Linked DNA regions of Homo sapiens: region 2 is linked to region 1. Evidence: read pairs that join two places in POLR2A ChIA-PET (ENCODE). Cell type or tissue: CD4-positive, alpha-beta T cell. All regions are shown on one strand.

The links. ChIA-PET counts read pairs that join two places held together with the same protein. Peaks named below come from ENCODE experiments on the same cell type or tissue, not always from the same donor. Only the 100,000 strongest peaks of a DNase experiment are listed, where the experiment ranks them.
Region 2: POLR2A ChIA-PET joins it to region 1 with 10 read pairs; 15 of 35 experiments call an interaction of 5 or more read pairs at or near these places.

Annotation. Positions count from the first base shown.
Region 1 is chr16:3,072,985-3,077,984 of GRCh38, forward strand. It overlaps the pseudogene LOC107984896. Among named protein-coding and RNA genes, the nearest start is that of IL32, 9.8 kb to the left of the region's middle. RefSeq lists silencers at 1,534-1,717, 4,105-4,264 and enhancers at 1,898-2,017, 2,088-2,177, 2,298-2,347, 3,695-3,744. In CD4-positive, alpha-beta T cell, no CTCF peak of the experiment used is centred here; DNase peaks (open chromatin) are centred at 97, 2,117, 2,617, 4,247 and 1 weaker place; H3K4me3 peaks cover 3,767 bases; H3K27ac peaks cover 3,726 bases.
Region 2 is chr16:3,156,366-3,161,365 of GRCh38, forward strand. TRK-CTT3-1 (tRNA-Lys (anticodon CTT) 3-1) reads right to left here and starts at 1,112; the gene lies at 1,040-1,112. It overlaps TRP-TGG3-3 (tRNA-Pro (anticodon TGG) 3-3), which reads left to right and starts at 2,557; the gene lies at 2,557-2,628. RefSeq lists silencers at 1,030-1,079, 2,100-2,319, 2,450-2,589. In CD4-positive, alpha-beta T cell, no CTCF peak of the experiment used is centred here; DNase peaks (open chromatin) are centred at 1,356, 2,446 and 3,566; H3K4me3 peaks cover 2,971 bases; H3K27ac peaks cover 1,180 bases.

The sequences.
Region 1 (5,000 bases):
TGTGGGCTTCAAAGTTGAATTCAAGTAAGTCAGGGTTCTTCCACTTGTAATGAACAACTTCCTTAACCTCATTGTCTCAGGTTCCTCCCCTGAGAAATGCGAGGAGAACGGCGCCTGCTGGTGGCGGGGGCTTGCCGATGAAATGAGCCATTCACCCATGCCTCTCAGCACAGGGCCTGCCCTGGGCCGCATACTGTGCATTGTCAGCTGCTGTCGGAGCTGGGCTAGTGGCCGCCTTGAGAGCCAGCAGTCCACGGGGGTTGGCGAGCTTCTGGGAGGAAAGGGTGGAACGTGACTGTCAGGTACAGAGCTACAGAGAACCCCAGCATGAAGGAGTAGGTGGCAGGGGAGAAGGACTCAACAGAGATGGAGAAAGACTAAGCCCAAAGGTGATCAACAACAAGAGTGAAGGAGGAAGTGGTCAGCTGTGGCTGGGGCAAAACAAGCCCAGTAAGTTACATTGGCCTGTGTTTGGTCATCCAGGGACAAAGTGACCTTTTTAGTGCCGGTAGGCCCAGTGGGTTGGGGAAGAATTTAGGCGGCAGTGGGCTTAGGCATGAGAGGAGCGGAGGAAGAGAAGATTGAGTTGAGACCACTGGCTGGAGAACTTGACCAGGAAGGGAGGGCAGAGAGCGGCGTGGAGTCGGGGGAGGGAATAGGTCCAATGAGCGTCTTAGGATGAAGGAGTTGTGAGCACTCAGCACAGGATAAGCTGATACAAAGAAAGGGATGGAGGATGGATAGACTGACAGATGCATGCACAGAGGCAGGGTTGGATAGCATGACAGATGCATGCACAGAGGCAGGGATGGATAGATGGACAGAGGCATGCACAGAGAGAGGGATGGATAGATGGACAGATGCATGCACAGAGGCAGGGATGGATGGATGGACAGATGCATGCACAGAGGCAGGAATGGAGAGACAGATGAGTGCAAACAGGTAGGGATGGATGGACAGGTGCCTACACAGAGGCAGGGATGAATGGATAGATGGATGCACAGGGGCAGGGATGGATGGATGGACAGATGCATGCACAGAGGCAGGGATGTATGGACGGATGCATGGGCAGAGGCAAGGATGAATGGATGGATAGATGCATGCACAGAGGCAGGGATGGACAGACAGATGAATGCACAGAGGCAGGGATGTACAGAAGGATGCATGCACAGAGGCAGGGATGGACGGAGGGACAGATGCAGGCACAGAGGCAGGGATGGATGGACAGACAGATGCATACACAGAGGCAGGGATAGATGGACAGATACTGGCACAGAGGCAGGGATGGATGGACAGATGCAGGCACAGAGGCAGGGACAGACAGACAGATGCATGCACAGAGGCGTGTATGAATGGTTGGAAGGATGCATGCACAGAGGCAGTGATGGATGGGTGGGGAGATTGGATGGATAGATGCCGGTAGGTCGTTCTTGTCCTGGAGGAGGTGATCCAGGCTAAGTCCTCACACCGGGAGGGGCAGGAGGCGAGCATGGGGAGATACAGCTGTGTGTCCCAGTGCACTGGAAGTTACAGATGACATCGATGTCCTGTCCTGATGAAACAGGAAACACAATTGTCATTTGAAAGTTAGGGCTGAGGGCCGGGCGCGGTGGCTCACACCTGTAATCCCAGCATTTTGGGAGGCTGAGGCGGGGGGGTCACCTGAGGTCAGGAGTTCGAGACCAGCCTGGCCAACATGGTGAAATCCCGTCCCTACTAAAAATGCAAAAATTAGCTGGGTGTGTTGGTGGGGCGCCTGTAATCCCAGATACTCAGGAGGCTGAGGCAGGAGAATCACTTGAACCTGGGAGGCAGAGGTTGCAGTGAGCTGAGATCACGCCATTGCACTCCAGCCTGGGTGACAGAGGAAGACACCGTCTCAAAAAAAAAAAAAAAAAGAGACAGAAAAGAAAGTTGGGGGCCGGGGCTGGATGAAAGCTTGAGGGGCTGTGGGCCTGGCATGGGGCTGAGGGGAGTGTGCAGGAGCTGCCTGCCAAAGCCTGGGGCAAGGATGATAGGAGGTGCTGGGGCCCCTGTGGACTGCCCTCTGAGAATCTCGTGAGGCTGGGTCTGCACAGCTGTGGTTGTGTAACTTCCCCCAGATGCATGGTGTGACAAGGGTGCAGGAAGGGGTGCAGGGCCCGGAAGCTCAGTGTGGTTAAAGACATGCAAGGCAGGATAGAAGGTGAGAGATGAATGATATGGCCGTGATCAAAACACCAAACTTCAGTTTCTCAGAAAAAGGACTCAGAGCAACAAGAGAACCTACAGTCAACAAGGACATTCATCAGCGCACATGTGATTTGAGCAAGACCATTGAAGCCCCTGCTGAACGGCAGGCTGGCAGAGCCAGGGTACCTGGCCATCTACCTTGAAGTCTCTGTGCCTCAGTTTCCTCCTCTGTAAAATGGACATAGGGGACAGGTTTGGTGAGAAGTGAATGAAAACGTGTTTGCTACCCCTCTTAGGACTCATGTTTCATGCTTAGATGCTCAGCTAGTGGTTTTAGGGACCGAGAGAAATTTGCTTTTCAGTTCACCAGGTCGTTACCTATGAACCTGCCCTGAGCAGTGCTGACCTTAGTTAGAGATGGCCATGAAACTCATCCGCATGGGGTAATTGGGGCCTCCCTGTGGTGCTGCAGGGCTATGTCTCTGTCTTGGTCTCTTCAGGCCTCTCAGCAGCTGGAGCAGGAGCTGGCAGGCAGCTCACCGATGGATAAGGAGCTGGGCTTTGGCCAGGGCTGACATGGGAAGCGTCTCGGTCCTGCCGGTCCTGGCGCCTGAGCTGAATCCGGAGGGAAGAGGCTGCTGTGGTGGGAACAGGCTGGGAGCCAGGCCTGGCGCTGGGGCCGGCAGGCTGTGTTCTGAGAGTGCCTGCTAGAGGAGCTCTGTGTTCCCAAGGAGATGGAGGAAGACCTGGGGTGGGGGTGGTACAGGGTAGGGAGAGGAGGGGCAGAGGCTGTGGACAGGGAGATGGGGGAGGGGGGATGGAGGACTCAAGGGATGTAAGGGATATGGCTTGAGGAGGGATGGGGGCAGGAATGAGGGAAGGTCTTGGGTCAAGGACATGGACCTACATCCCCAGCAGATGGGGGAGATGGGCGGGGGTTGCTGACCATAGACTGGAGCTGGGAGGAGGGTACGCTGCCAGGGCTGGGGCTGCCAGCAGAGAATGGCACGCACCTTATAGGCTCCTGCCCCTGCCCCACTGCCCCCTCAAGTTCAAGTTTCTTTTTCTTTTCTTTCTTTTTTTGAGACGGGGCCTTGTTCTGTTGTCCAGGCTGGAGTTCAGTGACATGGTCATGCGTCACTGCAGCCTCGACCTCCCCAGCTCAAGCAAGCCTCCTGCCTCCCTGCCTCAGCTTGGAACCTGAGTAGCTGGGACCACAGGCGTGCACCACCATTCCTGGCTATTTTTTAATTTTTTTGTAGAGAAGGGGGTTCTCCTTATGTTGCCCAGGCTGGTCTTGAGCTCCTGGGCTCAAGTGAAACTCCTACCTGAGCCTCCCAAAGTGCTAGGATTACAGGAGTGAGCCACCACACCCAGCTCCTTCCCCTCAAACTTCTGTGCAAAAAGTGCTCCCTTCCCAGAGGAGGGTCCCCATCTGTGTGTAAGGTGGCCCCTTCCTCTATGTGTTCTCTGGGTCGCTTCAGCCCTGTGGCCCAGTGTCCAGCACAGCCATGCTGAGTGGGTGACTGGAGAAAGGGATCGTGGAGGATTGGGGCAGGGGGGTGCTGGGCAGAGGCGGCTGGGGTCACCTCTGGAAGGTGTCCTGCTGTTCCTGTTGGCTGCAGCTGCACTTGCAGGGCCTTCCTGTGCCCCCCTTTCCTGGTGCAGGGGCACCCTCTGCTTGCTGAGACCAGCTCGGTCAGGGAGATCTTAAACCAGGGGCGCTAGAGGAATTAAAGACACACACACAGAAATTCAGAGGTGCGAAGTGGGAAATCAGGGGTCTGACAGCCTTCAGAGCTGAGAGCCCCAACAGAGGTTTACCCACATATTTATTAATAGTAAGTCAGTCATTAGCATTGTTTCTATAGATAATAGATTAACTAAAAGTATCCCTTATGGGAAATGAAGGGATGGGCCGAAGTAAAGTGGTGGGTCTGGTTAGTTATCTGCAGCAGGAGTGTGTCTTTAAGGCACAGATCACTCAGGCTATTGTTTGTGGTTTAAGAACGCCTTTAAGCGGTTTTCCGCCCTGGGTGGGCCAGGTGTCCCTTGCCCTCATTCCGGTAAACCCACAACCTTCCAGCGTGGGCGTCACGGCCATCATGAACGTGTCACAGTGCTGCAGATTTTGTTTATAGCCAGTTTTGGGGCCAGTTTATGGCCAGATCTTGGGGGGCCTGTTCCCAACATGTCCCCCCTTCTTTGATTTGCAACTCGATAAAAGCAAAGGCAGCTTTGTCACTGTGAGTTACTTCTCGCAGGAGTTAGGATCCACATCTGCAGACTATACAAAGACAAACAACACAGATTAAAAGCACAATCACATCATTGAAATTACAGAGCTTCCAAGTATTTTTATCCATTTTAATGGGTTACTAGCTGCAAATCTGTCTGCAGTTCCTTTAAGCACTCCAGTTGCTGGTATTAAGGTCAGGTGTGCCTGGGATGCTTTAAATATTTTTTCTTTTAATTTTACTGTATCCAAAAAGCTTGTAGAGTGTCCTTCTAGATGCTTTATTCTTTCCCCAATTTTGATCTTATTAAGAGCTATTAATAGTTTCTACAAATCCTTAATGTTTAGCTCCTACAGCGGGCCTTATCGTTTGAGGTTGAGGTGCCACTATACCAGCATGGTTCCAGATAATAGGAACTTTTGCCATACTTCTTATTGTTTCTACCATCTGACCGTTTTGTTCAGACCAGCTGCACATAGTGTGGCCGTGGCACGCAGGCTGAGAGGTGCAATTTAAGCTAAACATCCCCTTAGGGGACCAATTAACAGTGATTCCATAGGAATCGTTGCGCAGCACCTCTGCCTGTTCTGC
Region 2 (5,000 bases), 83 kb after region 1:
ACCAGATTATAAGGGTGAAATTCTAAATTTGACTCCCCTGCTGGCTGGCTGGCTGGCTGGCTGGCTGGCTGGCAATGAGGACCACGTCCCTGATGGTAGGTGAGAGTCCCTGGTGTGCTGTAGCGTGCAATTATAAGAATTTTTGCCAGTGTTAAACTGGGGTGAAATAGAAGGAGAATTCCTCTTAAGGCAAATATTATGCAGAGAGGGTCCCAAATGCTCAGTTTACTGAATATGGAACGTGTATGCAAATTTTATACATACATAATTTTTATTTCTTTTTTTTTTTTCTTTTTTTTTTGAGACGTAGTCTCACTCTGTTGCTCAGGCTGGAGTGCAGTGGCACGATCTCGGCTCACTGCAAGCTCTGCCTTCCGGGTTCACGCTATTCTCCTGTCTCAGCCTCCCTAGTAGCTGGGACTACAGGCGCCCACCACCATGCCCGGCTAATTTTTTCTCTTTTTTAGTAGAGACGGGGTTTCACCATGTTAGCCAGGATGGTCTCGATCTCTTGACCTCGTGATCCGCCCGCCTCGACCTCCCAAAGTGCTGGGATTACAGGCGTGAGCCACCACGCCCGGCCAATTTCTTTTTATTATTATTTTGAGACGGAGTCTTACTGTGTTGTCCAGGCTGGAGTGCACTGGCACAGTCTCGGCTTACTGTAACCTCTACCTCCCGGGTTCAAGTGATTCTCCTGCCTCAGTCTCTGGAATAGCTGGGACTACAGGCGCACACCACCAAGCCTGGCGAAAATTTGTATTTTTTTTAAGGGCCGGGGGTCTCACCATGTTGCCTAGGCTGGTCTCAAACTCCTAGGGTCAAAGTGAGAGGATTATAGGCATGAACCACGACGCTCGGCCTCTTTTTTTTATGAAACAAGACAAAGGGGATCCTGAAGCCAGTTGGTTGGTGGAGCGTTTTGCGTTTGCCTGACCAACAATTCCCGATTTGCAAGGTATACGGAGTCACTTCCACGTTTTCTTATTTAGTTTACTTTCTTCCAAGTTGCAAGTCTAATCCATCCGACAAAATCTCACGCCCAACGTGGGGCTCGAACCCACGACCCTGAGATTAAGGGTCTCATGCTCTACCGACTGAGCTAGCCGGGCGGCTATGAGGAAAATGGTTTCCCACACCTCTGTTGGAGCTCTCCCGAACTTCCCTATTCTATATAAAATTGGTGGGGATGAGTCCTGGATCCGAGACATGAGACATGCTACATCCTGAGCGCTAGAGCCCTAAGCTCGGCGCGGACCGAGGACGCCGCCAGGCCCGTGCGGTCTGCCGTCCTTCGCGGGTGTGTGTCATATCCGCCGACCCTCGTGGGGGTGTATCCTGTCTGCCGACCCTCGTGGGCGTGTGTCCCGTCTGCCGTCCCTCGCGGGCGTGTGTCCCGTCTGCGGTCCCTTGTGGGGGTGTGTCCTGTCTGCCGACCCTCGTGGGGGTGTGTCCTGTCTGCCGTCCCTCGCGGGTGTGTGTCCTGTCCGCCGTCCCTCGCGGGTGTGTGTCCTCTCTGCTGTCCCTCGAGGGTGTGTGTTTCCTGTCTGCCGTCCCTTGCGGTGTGTGTCCCCTGTCTGCCGTCCCTCATGGGTGTGTGCGGCACCTGCAGCTCCCGGGAGCGGGAACGTCGGGGACAAGAGCTGAAGGGACGAAGGACACTGGAGATGGCCAGGGGGAAACTCGGCGTGACTCTCTCTTAGGGCTGTGTGAGGGTTTTCAAACCCTCATCCCTGTTTAGGGCCGGCAGCGAGGCCTCACCACAGGGACAAGCCCGGTAGACCTTTCTCCTCCTTAGGCTCCCAGTAAAATGCTGGGTCCCTTGCCAGTGGAAAACGGAAGAAAAGTTTGGAGCGTTTCTGGAGCCGCCCGTTTGGGAAGAAATGAACTCTGACCCCAGCTCCGGCCCGTGTATCGGAGGTCCCAGGGCTGCGAGGGTCGCCTGGGCAGAGCTCAGGCCAAGAAGGAGCTCGGCTGAGGACAGGAGCCCGGGGTCTGTGTGGGAGACGGGATCCCTTCCTAGGATGCCCGGGCTGGCCTGCTGGGAGGCGGCGGGGTCTCCTCCTCAGGGTCCTGCACTCGGGTTTCACATCGGGTGAAATTTCTGGGCTGGGGCTCAGCACGCGAGACCGCTGCCTCACGCGGGCCACACAGACCACCTCCCCGCGGGCCGCAGCCCCTGGTCACCGGCCCTCCTCTCGGTGCTGGGGCCGCCTGGAGCCGCTGGGAGCCGAGTGGCCCTCGGGGAGGCGGCGCCGCGGTGCCCAGGGTGCGGGGTCCGCCTCTGTGCGCCTGAGGGCGGGGGTCGTACAGGAGCTCTTCCCGGGGCTGGTCCCCGAGGCGCTGCACCTCCTACCAGCTTCCTGTGATCGAAACCGAAACCTCCACCTGCGCAACCCTCCCAGATGGGCTTGAGGTTGGGGTGTGGCCGGGACCCGGGCGGGGAGGGGTAGGGGTGGAGTGAAGGCGGGGTCTGGGGGGGTGCGCGTGGACGGGGAGAGTGGAACCGCGGGTGTGGACCTCCAAGTACAGACGTCAGAGAACGTTTGTCGTCCTGGCTCGTTGGTCTAGGGGTATGATTCTCGCTTTGGGTGCGAGAGGTCCCGGGTTCAAATCCCGGACGAGCCCGCTTTTTTTTTTTTTTCTGAACACCATCATTTTCTCGCGGTGAAGATTGAGGAGCTTCACGGAGTCTCGGCCGCAGGGAACTTGGTCTCTCCGTGGCAGCTGCAGGCGCCGGGGCCGATCCGACTTCCCGCTTCCGTCCGGCTTGCGGCCCCTCGCCTTGCCCGGCTACAGGAAGGACTCGCCTGCGCCTCCTGACTGGAGCCTTCCACCTGGGAGTTCTGAGTGCGCCTAAGGCCTGGCGCTGAGGCAGTGGACCCCAGATCCGGGACCCGAAAGGAGGGCAAACACCTCCACCGCCGCGTCTGCCTCTGCGGACGTGGCCCTAGATCCCGGGTGGCCATGGAACTTGGTCTGGGCGTGTAGTTTTCCTTTGAGTGGGTCGGTTCTAAGTTTAAATTTCCGACGAGCCCAGGGTTTCGAACTTCCTTCCTTTTTTCCTTCGTTTCTCTTTCTTTTCTTTTCTTTCTTTCTTTCTTTTTCTCTCTTTCTTTCTTTTTCTCTCTTTCTTTCTTTCTTTCTTTCTTTCTTTCTTTCTTTCTTTCTTTCTTTCTCTCTCTCTCTCTCTCTTTCTTTCTTTCTTTCTTTTTCTCTTTTATTTTCCTTTTTCTTCTTTTTTTGTTTTTTGTTTTTTTTGACAGTGTCTCCTTCTGTTGCCCAGGCTGGAGTGCTGGAGTGCAGTGGTGCGATCTCGGCTCACTGCAACCTCAACCTCCCAAACTCAAGGGATCCTCCCACCTCCACCTCCCAAGTAGCTGGGACTACAGGTGCTCACCACCACGCCAGGCTAAGTGTGTGTGTGTGTGTGTGTGTGTGTGTGTGTGTGTGTGTGTGTTTGTGTGTGTAAAACCGAGGTCTCGCTGTGTTCTGGAGGCTGGTCTCCAACTTGCACTCAAGCAATCTTCCTACCTCGGCCTCCCCTCACAAAGTGCTGCAATTACAGGCCAGAACCACCATGCTCAGCTGGTTCCTTTTCCTTCCAGGTCCTGAGGTCGCAGCGGCGCGTCCCTCCGGTACATGGCGGGGAAGAGGTGCGGTTCCGGGAGCCTGCGACGCCTCTGGGGAGTCCAAGCCCGGCTCCTAGCCCTTTGCCCGAGGACGGAGGAGGACCTGGGGGGCTTCCCCTAGCTGGTGGTCTCAGTTCTCCAGGGGCGGCGGAGACAGCAGGAAGCCCCAAAACCCGAGCTGGGTTTCCTGCTTGGAGTCGCAGGGTGTGGCAATGTTGAAGTTCGCCGTGCCCCTGCTCCCTATGGGAATTAGAATCCGGTCCAGGACAAGCATCGGGAAAGGGGGACAGTTTGTGACCGAGGAAACTAGGACTGATCCAGAACAGCGCAGGCAGAGACGCGCTGGGCTCATGAAGCGCGACAAAGGCCCCGACCCCTCTTCCGCTTGGCTCGTTGGTCTAGGGGTGTGGTTCTCGCTTAGGGACCACAGGGACAAGCCCGGGAGACCCAAGAGGTCCCGGGTTCAAATCCCGGACGAGCCCACACTTTAAGAACCCAGCAGGGGCTGGGCGCGGTCGCTCACGCCTGTAATCCCAGCACTTTGGGAGGCCGAAGCAGTGGATCACTTGAGGTCAGGAGTTCAAGACCAACCTGGGCAACACGGTGAAACCCCGTCTCTCTACTAAAAATACAAAAATTAGCTGGGCATGGTGGTGCACGCCTGTAGTCCCAGCTACTCAGGAGGCTGAGGCAGGGGAATCGCTTGAACCTGGGAGGCGAAGGTTGCAGTGAGCCGAGATTGTGCCACTGCGCTCCAGCCTGGGCGACAGAGCGAGACTCTGTCTCAAAAAAAAAAAAAAAAAAAAAAAGAACCCAGCAGTTTGGGAGGCCGAGGCGGGCGGATCACGAGGTCAGGAGATTGAGACCATCCTGGCTAACACGGTGAAACCCCGTCTCTACTAAAAATAAAAAAAATTAGCCGGGTGTGGTGGTGGGCGCCTGTAGTCCCAGCTACTCGCGAGGCTGAGGCAGGAGAATGACGTGAACCAGGGAGGCGGAGCTTGCAGTGAGCCGAGATCGCGCCACTGCACTCCAGCCTGGGCGACAGAGCGAGACTCAGTCTCAAAAAAAAAAAAAAAAAAAAAAAAATCAATGTTTGTGTCTGTGGCTTGTCCTTGGGGCACATGCGTCGTGGGACACAGGCTGTTTAACCAGGGAATTTTTTTCTGGGGCAGTCAGGGTGGATCTTGTCCTGAGGGACTCCTCCGAGTGACTGGAGTGGTGGTTGCATCCCGGAATGAGTGAGGCTTGTGACCTGGAGCTCCCAGACAAAACCTACTCACTCAATGGAGCGTGTCCCGCATAAGGTGAGCTTTTTACGACTGCAGATTTGCTCTCCTGCCGAGGCAAGGCTGATAGCAGTGGCTC